Linked DNA regions of Homo sapiens: region 1 is linked to region 2. The links are chromatin contacts, found by Hi-C or POLR2A ChIA-PET in ENCODE. All regions are on one chromosome and are shown on one strand. Each heading gives the region's core, a stretch centred on a gene start or an enhancer-like site at or near the end of the contact. The rest is flanking DNA. Distances are from core to core; before and after follow the strand shown. Region 1 has its middle 77 kb from the start of LINC01003. Region 2 has its middle 41 kb from the start of LINC01003.

What was found. Hi-C counts contacts between places; a loop is a spot of excess contacts on that map. ChIA-PET counts read pairs that join two places held with the same protein, here RNA polymerase II (POLR2A). Pooled maps may share reads with other maps.
Region 1: a map of PC-9 shows a loop between it and region 2 (6-fold over the local background). The contact joins two enhancer-like sites. A Hi-C loop is called at or near these places in 1 of 168 maps with a recorded cell type or tissue (PC-9), 1 of 37 single-sample maps with no recorded cell type and 1 of 50 pooled maps. POLR2A ChIA-PET finds 5 or more read pairs at or near these places in 5 of 52 experiments (A549, GM12878, HCT116 and 2 more).

What each region holds. Positions count from the first base shown.
Region 1 is chr7:152,538,722-152,543,672 of GRCh38, forward strand. No RefSeq gene overlaps it. Among named protein-coding and RNA genes, the nearest start is that of LINC01003, 77 kb to the left of the region's middle. RefSeq lists an enhancer at 1-218. Within about 2 kb of position 1,915, at least 2 of the 41 ENCODE cell types and tissues checked have a DNase peak (open chromatin) inside an H3K27ac peak, as active enhancers do; they include PC-9, where a contact is called at or near this core.
Region 2 is chr7:152,503,096-152,507,830 of GRCh38, forward strand. No RefSeq gene overlaps it. Among named protein-coding and RNA genes, the nearest start is that of LINC01003, 41 kb to the left of the region's middle. Within about 2 kb of position 1,521, at least 3 of the 41 ENCODE cell types and tissues checked have a DNase peak (open chromatin) inside an H3K27ac peak, as active enhancers do; they include PC-9, where a contact is called at or near this core.

The DNA of each region.
Region 1 (4,951 bases), core at 665-3,164, 36 kb after region 2:
CCCTGAGCTAGACATAGGGTGCTGATTGGTGTGTTTACAATCCCTGGGCTAGACATAAAGGTTCTCCACGTCCCCACCAGACTCAGGAGCCCAGCGGCTTCACCCCGTGGATCCCGCACCGGGGCTGCAGGTGGAGCTGCCCGCCAGTCCTGCGCCGCGCGCCCGCGCTCCTCAGCCCTTGGGTGGTCGATGGGACTGGGCGCCGTGGAGCAGGGGGCGGTGCTCATCGAGGAGGCTCCGGCCGCACGGGAGCCCATGGAGGGGGTGGGAGGCTCAGGCACGGCGGGCTGCAGGTCCCGAGGCCTGCCCCGCGGGAAGGCAGCTAAGGCCCGGTGAGAAATCGAGCGCAGCGCCGGTGGGCTGGCACTGCTAGGGGACCCAGTACACCCTCCGCAGCCGCTGACCCGGGTGCTAAGCCCCTCATAAGCCGGCCGGCTGCGCCGCCAAGCCCACACCCACCCGGAACTCCAGCTGGCCCGCAAGCGCTGGGCGCAGCCCCGGTTCCCACTTGCGCCTCTCCCTCCACACCTTCCTGCAAGCTGAGGGAACCGGCTCCGGCCTTGGCCAGCCCAGAAAGGGGCTCCCACAGTGCAGCGGTGGGCTGAAGGGCTCCTCAAGTTCCACCAAAGTGGGAGCCCAGACAGAGGAGGCGCCGAGAGCGAGCGAGGGCTGTGAGGACTGCCAGCACGCTGTCACCTCTCACTGAGACTACAGGCGCACGCCACCACGCCCCGCTAATTTTTGTATTCTTAGTAGAGACAAGGTTTCACTATGTTGGCCTGGCTGGTCTTGAACTCCCGACCTCAGGTGATCCGCCTGCCTTGGCCTCCCAAAGTGCTGGGATTACAGGCGTGAGCCACCGCACCCCACTAAAGCAGGTGCTTTTAACCACTATTCCAAATTCCCAAATGTACAGACCACGGCATTGTCTGAACTGGAAGGCATGGTCAAAACTTTAGTCTGAATTATTAAAATCTTATTGAAGAATTTAATAACTGAGGAAAATAAGCAGAGAAAATATTTCTGGACAAAGGGACCAATTTGTTGCTTCTAAAATTATATCGCATGATATTTTGTTTACTAATATTTGAATTTGGCAATTGTGAGGCTAAGAAAATGGAAATGGGGCTGGGAGCTGTGGCTCATGCCTGTAATCCCAGCACTTTGGGAGGCAGAGGTGAGCAGACCACAAGTTCAGGAGTTCGAGACCAGCCTGGCCAACATAGTGAAACCCCGTCTCTACTAAAAATGCAAAAATTACCCGAGCATGGTGGCGTGCACTTGTAGTACCAGCTACTCAGGAGGCAGAAGCAGGACAATCGCTTGAACCCGGGAGGCAGAAGTTGTAGTGAGCTGAGATCATGCCACGGCACTCCAGCCTGGGCAACAGAGTGAGACTCTGTCTCAAAAAACAAACAAACAAACAAAGAAAATGGAAATGGTTAAGTTAGGGGAGCTGTAGACCAAGTCAGTACTCCAGTGATCAGACGAAGTAGCCCTCCTCAGTTTTTTTTTTTTTTTTTTTTTGAGATGGAGTCTCACTCTGTTGCCTAGGCTGGAATGCAGTGGCATGATCTCAGCTCACTGCAACCTCTGCCTCCCGGGTTCAAGTGATTCTCCTGCCTCAGCTTCCCAAGTAGCTGGGATTACAGGTGCCCGCCACCACGCCCAGCTAATTTTTGTGTTTTTAGTAGAGATGGGGTTTCACCATGCTGGCCAGGCTGTTCTCGAACTCCTGAGCTCAGACAATCTGCCCGCCTCGGCCTCCCAAAGTGCTGGGATTACAGGCATGAGCCACCGCGCCCGGCTCACCATGTTGGTTTCTAAGATTTCCTGTTTGTCTCTTGTTCCTTGTGTAAGAGTAGGTACTATCATAAATCCTGCCCTTAGGGCAAACGACCTTGAGGTCATCATACTTCAGTTCCTGCATAGCCCTTCTGAACCACCCCTCCCCTATGCTACATAAGCCCGGAGTAGGGGAGTGGCAGCCTGCGGATCCACCACCTCCATTAGCTTTTGTTTATAAGTCTCCATTAGGTGATTCCGGCTAAGAAACAGGATTTGTCAGCCTCTTTCTTTGGCCTCTCAGCTTCCTGGGACTCTGGGGCAGGTTTGGATAGTCCTGCCAACCGCAGAACACTCATCAAGGTGGGAGTGGAAACTGCTGCAGAGAAGAATCCCATTTGTGTTTGTGCTCTTACCCAGGGCTGGGATGTGAGGCCCCTCCTCAGTTTTTAACAGGACAAGGCCAGAAATGTATCAAGAATCATTCATTCTTCTGCAGCAAAACAAACCTCCCACTGCTCCCTGGAGAACAAGACAGTTTCAGAAGGGAAAAGATAAGAGTTCTTCTGAGCTTTCAAAGAACTTAATAGGGAGGCAAAAAAGAAAACAAACAAACAGAAAAACAATGCTTTCATAAAGTGAAGGAAAAAAATCTCTGGCTAATCTGATTGTTAAAGTGATTGTACCGAAATAAAAAATCTCTCAAACAGGCCGGGCACGGTGGCTCACGCCTGTAATCCCAGCACCTTGGGAGGCCGAGGCGGGTGGATCACGAGGTCAGGAGATCGAGACCATCCTGGCTAATACGGTGAAACCCCGTCTCCATTAAAAATACAAAAAATTACCCGGGCGTGTTGGTGGGCGCCTGTAGTCCGTTGTAGTCCCAGCTACTCGTGAGGCTGAGACAGAAGAATGGCGTGAACCCGGGAGACGGAGCTTGCAGTGAACTGAGATCGTGCCACTGCACTCCAGCCTGGGCGACAGAGCGAGACTCCGTCTCGAACAACAGCAAAAAATCCCTCAAACATTTGATCATTCCTACTCTTGGAACTAATAATATTAAATATATATTTGTAACATGATTGTTCATATTTTAATTATAGGTTAACAATGGTGCGTTCATACGGTGTTTGCTTGCTTGAAGAAGTTGCTTTATAATTAATATAGTATTAGCATATAATTTGAAACAACTGGCTGGGTGCGGTGGCTCACGCCTGTCATCCCAGAACTTTGGGAGGCCGAGGCGGACAGATCACCTGAGGTCAGGAGTTCGAGACCACCTGGTCAACATGGTGAAACCCCGTCTCCACTAAAAATACGAAAATTAGCCGGGTGTGGAGGTGCATGCCTGTAGTCCCAGCTCCTCGGGAGGCTGGGCAACAAGAGCGAAACTCCATCTCAAAAACAAAACAAAACAAAACAAAATTTTAAAAAAAGCATGAAAGATGTAATTTTTTAAATAAATAAAATTAAAAATAATTGCCTGTTGCTCAGGCTGGAGTGCAGTGGTGCAATCTCCACTCACTGCAACCTTCGCCTCTATGGCAAGAACTTCGGAAGGGCACAAGTCATATTGCATAATGAGCGTGACAAGCCTCAGCTTGTTTATGCCAATATTTCTGACACTCACTTGACCATGGAGGTTTCTGTGAAGGCCACAGCCAGGTACCCAGTAGGCCATTAGTGAGCATCTGTGGTGAACAAATGAACCTTGCAGGCCACACACTGGGAGATGCTGCTGTAAGGCAGAGGATGGTCTACGATAATATTACATACAAAATGCAGGAGATACTCTTTTGAATAGGTGGCGTCTTACTACTCCTTCAAGCCACATACAAGGTTAGCATCCCCACCAAGTCAGCCCTACTTTGTATAGGCTCAGTTTCACTGAATGGAAACTCCTTGAGGGAAGGGATTAATGAATGCTTACTGGATGAATAAATTAACAAACGAATATCAGAATTGCTTGAACCTGGGAGGTGGAGGTTGCAGTGAGCCAAGATCACTCCAGCCTGGGGGACAAGAGCGAGACTTTGTCTGAAAAAAACAAAAAAAAAGTAAAAAAAAAAGTAAGCATGTTGGGCAGTAGGGAGTGGGAACTGAAATGAAAAGCTATGTGTGCTCATATTGGCCAACATCTTAAGTAGAATTAGAATAGTACGGTTCCACCAAAGCTGTCTTCTCAGACACTTGATTTAAGGTAGTCTCTTCCTTGAGATGGCATCCATTTCAGGACAGAATTAGAATATTAGAGGAACTAAAGTTAATTATTAAAGCCTTAAAAAGTATGGGGCTGGGGCTCACCCTAACCAGTGGCATGGTCTTTATTTTTTTATTTAATTAATTAATTTATTTTTTTGAGACAGAGTCTTGCCCTGTTCCCCAGGAGATGGAGTGCAGTGACACGATCTCCGTTCACTGCAACCTCCGCCTCCCGGGTTCAAGAGATTCTCCTGCCTCAGCCTCCTGGGTAGCTGGGATTACAGGCACGCACCACCACGCCCGGCTAATTTTTGCATTTTTTTTAGTAGAGACAAGGTTTCGCCATGTTGGCCAGGTTAGTCTCGAACTCCTGACCTCAGGTGATTCACCCGCCTTGGCCTCCCAAAGTGCTGGGATTACAGGCGTGAACCACCACACCCAGCCTATTTTTTTATTTTTTATGTTGGCCAGACTGGTCTCAAACTCCTGACCTCAGGGAATCCACCTGCCTTGGCCTCCCAAAGTGTTGGGATTACAGGCGTGAGCCACCACACCGGGCTGGCATGGTCTTTATTAACAATGAGGACAGGTGGGGCATGGTGGCTCGGCCTGTAATCCCAGCACTTTGGGAGGACAAGGTGGGCGGATTGCATGAGACTAGGAGTTTGAGACCAACTTGAGCAACATGGTGAAACCCCATCTCTACAAAAAAAACAAAAAAAACAAAAATTATCCAGGCGTGGTGGCGTGCACCTGTAGTTCTAGCTACTTGGGAGGCTGAGGTGAGAGGATCTTGAGCCCAAGAAGTCGAAGTTGCAGTGAACAGAGATCGTGCCACTGCACTCCAGCCTGGATGACAGAGCGAGACCCTGTCTCAAAAAATGTATATATAACAACGACGCTGTTATTTCTGTATGGGAGATGTCTCTGTCCCCAGTCTGCTAGAAGAGAACTGGCCAAAATA
Region 2 (4,735 bases), core at 271-2,770:
TGCAGTGAGCTATTACTGCACCACAGCATGCCAGCCTGGGCAACTGAGCAAGACCCTGTCTTAAAAAAAAAAAAGGGTACCAAATACAAAGTATTCTTTTTTTCATGATCTATCTGTGTAACTGTCCTGTTTGTAAATCTTCTGTTGAATATTATACTCCCTGCAGCATCAAGGATGCTCCTGGAGGAGTGGGGACGCTCCCAAGGGCTGGGGTCCCTGCCCTACCATTCTGTGTTCACAGGCGCATCCATCTGCCACTGAGCCCCACTCTGACTAGCCACTAGACCAATGCACCATGCCCTGGCTAGGGGCCAGGAGCCTACCACCCAATCTGTGGCAGAGAGGTCACCCTCCAAGGCATTGCAAAGTTTGCACCAGCACACACTAGGTACCTGGGTAGGCAGCAGGCAAGAGGCTTGCCCCCACCGGGGGTGCTCGGGAGCATGCTGTGTGCTCAAGACACCAGGGAACACGTGCCTTACCCTGATCCTCCTGCACCCACACTCAGGCCCTGCCCAGAGTGAAGGGTGGCCAGGTGGCCAGGTGGGAGTGGGGAGGGGGCCATGGAACCCAGGGTGCAGGGGACAGGGGAATGGGCAGTCAGGAACCTGCCAGGGGGAGGCAGGGAGGTGGGACCACACACTGCACTACAAGTCCATGATGCATGCGCACTCCATTGCCCTGTGGGAACAGAAATTCAAAGACAAAATCATTAAGAATTTCAGGCTGGGTGCAGTGGCTCATGCTTGTAATCCCAGCACTTCGGGAGGCTGAGGCAGATCTCATGAGGTCAAGAGTTCGAGACCAGCCTGGCCAACATGGTGAAACCACATCTCTACTAAAAATACAAAACTTAGCTGGGTGTGGTGGCACGCACCTGTAATCCCAGCTACTCAGGAGGCTGAGGCAGGAGAATCACTTGAACCTGGGAGGCGGAGGTTACAGTGAGCCGAGATCGTGCCATTGCACTCCAGTCTGGGTGACAAGAACAAAACTCCATATCAAAAAAATAAAAAATAAAGAATTTCAAGATGATGACTGCAGAACATTCAGTCCCAAGTGTGGGACCCTTTTGAGCATGGGGACGCTGTGTCACGGCACTAACAGCATACCCCTGAAGCCAGCCTCGTTCTGAGACTTTTGTGAGACTTATTAAATCTCCACGCAAGCCTATAAGGGTATTGTCCCCAATTAGCAGACAAGGAAGTTGAGGCATAGACAAGTGGCCTGCCCAAGATTGCTTAGCTGGGCGGATGGGTGGGGTGATACCAGCCCAGTCTCACCCACATCTGCCTGCTTCACCTTGCTCATTGCTGCTCTTCAGAGAATATTTGCAGAGCAATAGAAATTCAGAAGGACAGCCAAATAGTTACAGCTCATGCTCGTCCAGTTGGCATTAAAGCTCTGTCCTCACTGCAGTCCCCACCCCCCACCAATGGTTTGTTGATCCTCTCCCATAGCAGAAGCAGGAACACTGAAACCATGATAGGTATGAGCTCAGGAGACGTTCCCAGGAGATCTGCCTATGGCCTTGGGGAAAACTGGTAGAGCTGGTTGGAGCTGGCCCTCTCCCCAGCTGCCTTCCACAATTAGCTCAGGGGGCACACTTAGTCCCTCCTGGAGGTTTCACGACCTGGCACCAGATGCAGACCCTGGTCAGCTCTGTTAAGGAAGGACTCTGTGAGCAGGTGCTGGTGTCAGCCAGGACTTGGGGTAATCTTCTAGAACTTTACTGTAGTTTTTTCAGTGTCCACACTTCCTGGAATTCGTCTAGTTTATTTCACTGAAAGTGGGCAGGATCTTTGAAAAGACACTCTCAAAAGAATTGGATTCCCCTTATCTATTCAGCATTTCCTTTGTCACCAAAGTGATCAGTCAGAAGTAGTTAGAAAGTAGCCCCAACACGGCCGGGCACAGTGGCTCACGCCTGTAATCCCAGGACTTTGGGGGGCCGAGGCGGGTGGAGCACGAGGTCTGGAGTTCTTAGACCAGCCTGGCCAACATGATGAAACTCTGTCTCTCCTGACAATACAAAAATTAGCTGAGTGTGATGGCAGGCGCCTGTAATCCCACATACTCAGGAGGCTGAGGCAGGAGGATCGCTTGAACCCGGGAGGTGGAGATTGCAGTGAGCTGAGATTGCACCACTGCACTCCAGCCTGGGCGACAGAATGAGATTCTGTCTCAAAAAAAAAAAAAAAAAAAAAGTAGCCTCAAAAATTTAGACAAACTAGTGGTGTGCTGGTAATTGTTTTGTAAACAGCTCTCTGGAATACATTTTTTTTTTCTTTTTTTTTTTTGAAGCGGAGTCTCATTGTTGCCCAGACCTGAGTCCAGTGGCCTGATCTTGGCTCACTGCAACCTCTGCCTCCTGGGTTCAAGTGATTTTCCTGTCTCAGCCTCCTGAATAGCTGGGATTACAGGTGCCTGCCACCACACCTGGCTAGTTTTTGTATTTTTAGTAGAGATGGGGTTTCACCATGTTAGCCAGGCTGGTCTCGAACTCCTGACCTCAGGTGAGCTGTCCTGCTTGGCCCCCCAAAGTACTGGAATTACAGGTGCCACCGTGCCTGGCCTGGAATACATTTTTTTCAAAGGTGCTGTTTGTAGCTTTTAATGATTTCTATGGTGCTGATATTCCACTAAAACAAATTTCAGGCTACCAGGGTGATATCTCCCTGGTTGCAAAATCCCTGAAATTTTGCCAGTCTGCTCCTGCAGGCTGGTAAGACCCAATGTGTTTCCGTCCAGCACACCTCTTGACATGGACCTTCCATCAAGGACACCAAAGTGCTTTAGGTGAGTGTCCTAATTGTTCCAGTGATTTGGGGGCAAGCTGGAACAAGGAAAAAGAGCTATAATACAGTCATATCAATTTTACAGCTGAGCATACTGAGGTTCCAACACATAATATTTTGCCGCGGGTGCCCCAGCAAAGGCCCAAGCCTTAGATAAGGAGGCTGTTGAACAGCTTCCAGCTGAGACCATGTCACATGGCTGAGGTATGGAGATGGCTAAGGTGTGCCACCCTAGAGGCTATAGTCTTTAGGAAGGAAAGACCTTGAGAACAAGAGGAAGTAGTGACCAGATGCCTAAGTGGCGTGATTGATTGATTGATTGATTTTGAGATGGAGTTTCATTCACTCTTGTCGCCCAGGCTGGAGTGCAGTGGCATGATGTTGCTCGCTTTAACTTTGGCCTACCAGGCTCAAGCGATTCTCCTGCATCAGCCTCCCTAGTAGTTGGGATTACAGGCTCCCGCTACCGCGTCCAGCTAATTTTTTTGTATTTTTTGTAGAGACGGAGTTTCATCATGTTGGCCTGGCTGGTCTCGAACTCCTGAGCTCAGGTGATCCACCCGCCTCGGCCTCCCAAAGTGTGGGGATTATTATTATTATTACTGAGACGGAGTCTCGCTCTGTTGCCCAGGCTAGAGTGCAGTGGCACGATCTCAGCTCACTGCAACCTCCACCTCCCAGGTTCAAGCGATTCTCCTGTCTCAGCCTCCCGAGTAGCTGGGATTAGAGGCATACGCCATCACGTTTGGCTAATTTTTGTCTTTTTAGTAGAGATGGGCTTTCACCATGTTGGCCAGGCCGGTCTTGAACTCCTGACCTCAAGTGATCTGCCCCCCTCGGCCTCCCAAACTTCTGGGATTACAGGCGCGAGCCACTGCTCCCGGCCATTGTTTTTGAGACAAGATCTCTGTCATCCAGACTGGAGTGCAGTCGCATGATCATGGCTCACTGTAGCCTCAATCTCCTGGGCTCAAGCAATCCTCCCGTCTCAGCCTCCTGAGTAGCTGGGACCACAAGTGTGTACCACCACGACCGGCTAATTTTTTTGTTTTTTTATTTTTTAGTAGATATGAGGTCTGTCTATGTTGTGCAGGCTGGTCTCAAACTCCTGAGCTCAAGTATGCTCCTGCCTTGGCCTCCCAAAGTGCTGGAATTACAGGCATCAGCCACCGTACCTGGCCTACCCGGTGTGATTTGAAAGATGCTGCGAAATTCTCAGAGGAGGGATAGATGCTCTAGGCCTCTCCTCCATACTCAGGAGAGATAACATGGGGATGGTGGCAAAAAGAATCAAGTGACTTCAACAATTTCATTTAGTTGTAGAAAAAGCATTGACCCTGGCTGGGTGTGGTGGCTCACGCCTGTAATCCCAGCACTTTGGGAGGCCGAGGCAGGCGGATCATGAGGTCAGGAGATCGAGACCATCCTGGCTAACACAGTGAAACCCCTCTCTACTAAAAATACAAAAAATTAGCTGAGCGTGGTGGCATGTGCCTGTAGTTCCAGCTACTCGGGAGGCTGGGGCAGGAGAATTGCTTGAACCCGGGAGGCAGAGCTTGCAGTGAGCCAAGATTGCACCACTGCAGTCCAGCCTGGGTGACCGATCAAGACTTCGTCTCAAAAAAAAAAAAAAAAAAGAAAAAAAAGAAAAAAAAAAAGCAATGACCCATAAAGAAAGAGCCTGTTTGCTCCTATATATTTAAATCACATTTGGCCGGGTGCGGTGGCTCACACCTGTAATCCCAGCACTTTGGGAGGCTGAGGTGGGCAGATCACTTGAGTCCAGGAGTTCAAGACCAGCCTGGCCAACATGGTGAAACCCCATCTTTAATAAAAATACAAAAGTTAGCCGGGTGTGGTGGTGCGTGCCTGTTATCCCAGCTGCTTGGGAGGTTGAGGCATGAGAGTTGCTTGAACTTGGGAGGCGGAGGTTGCAA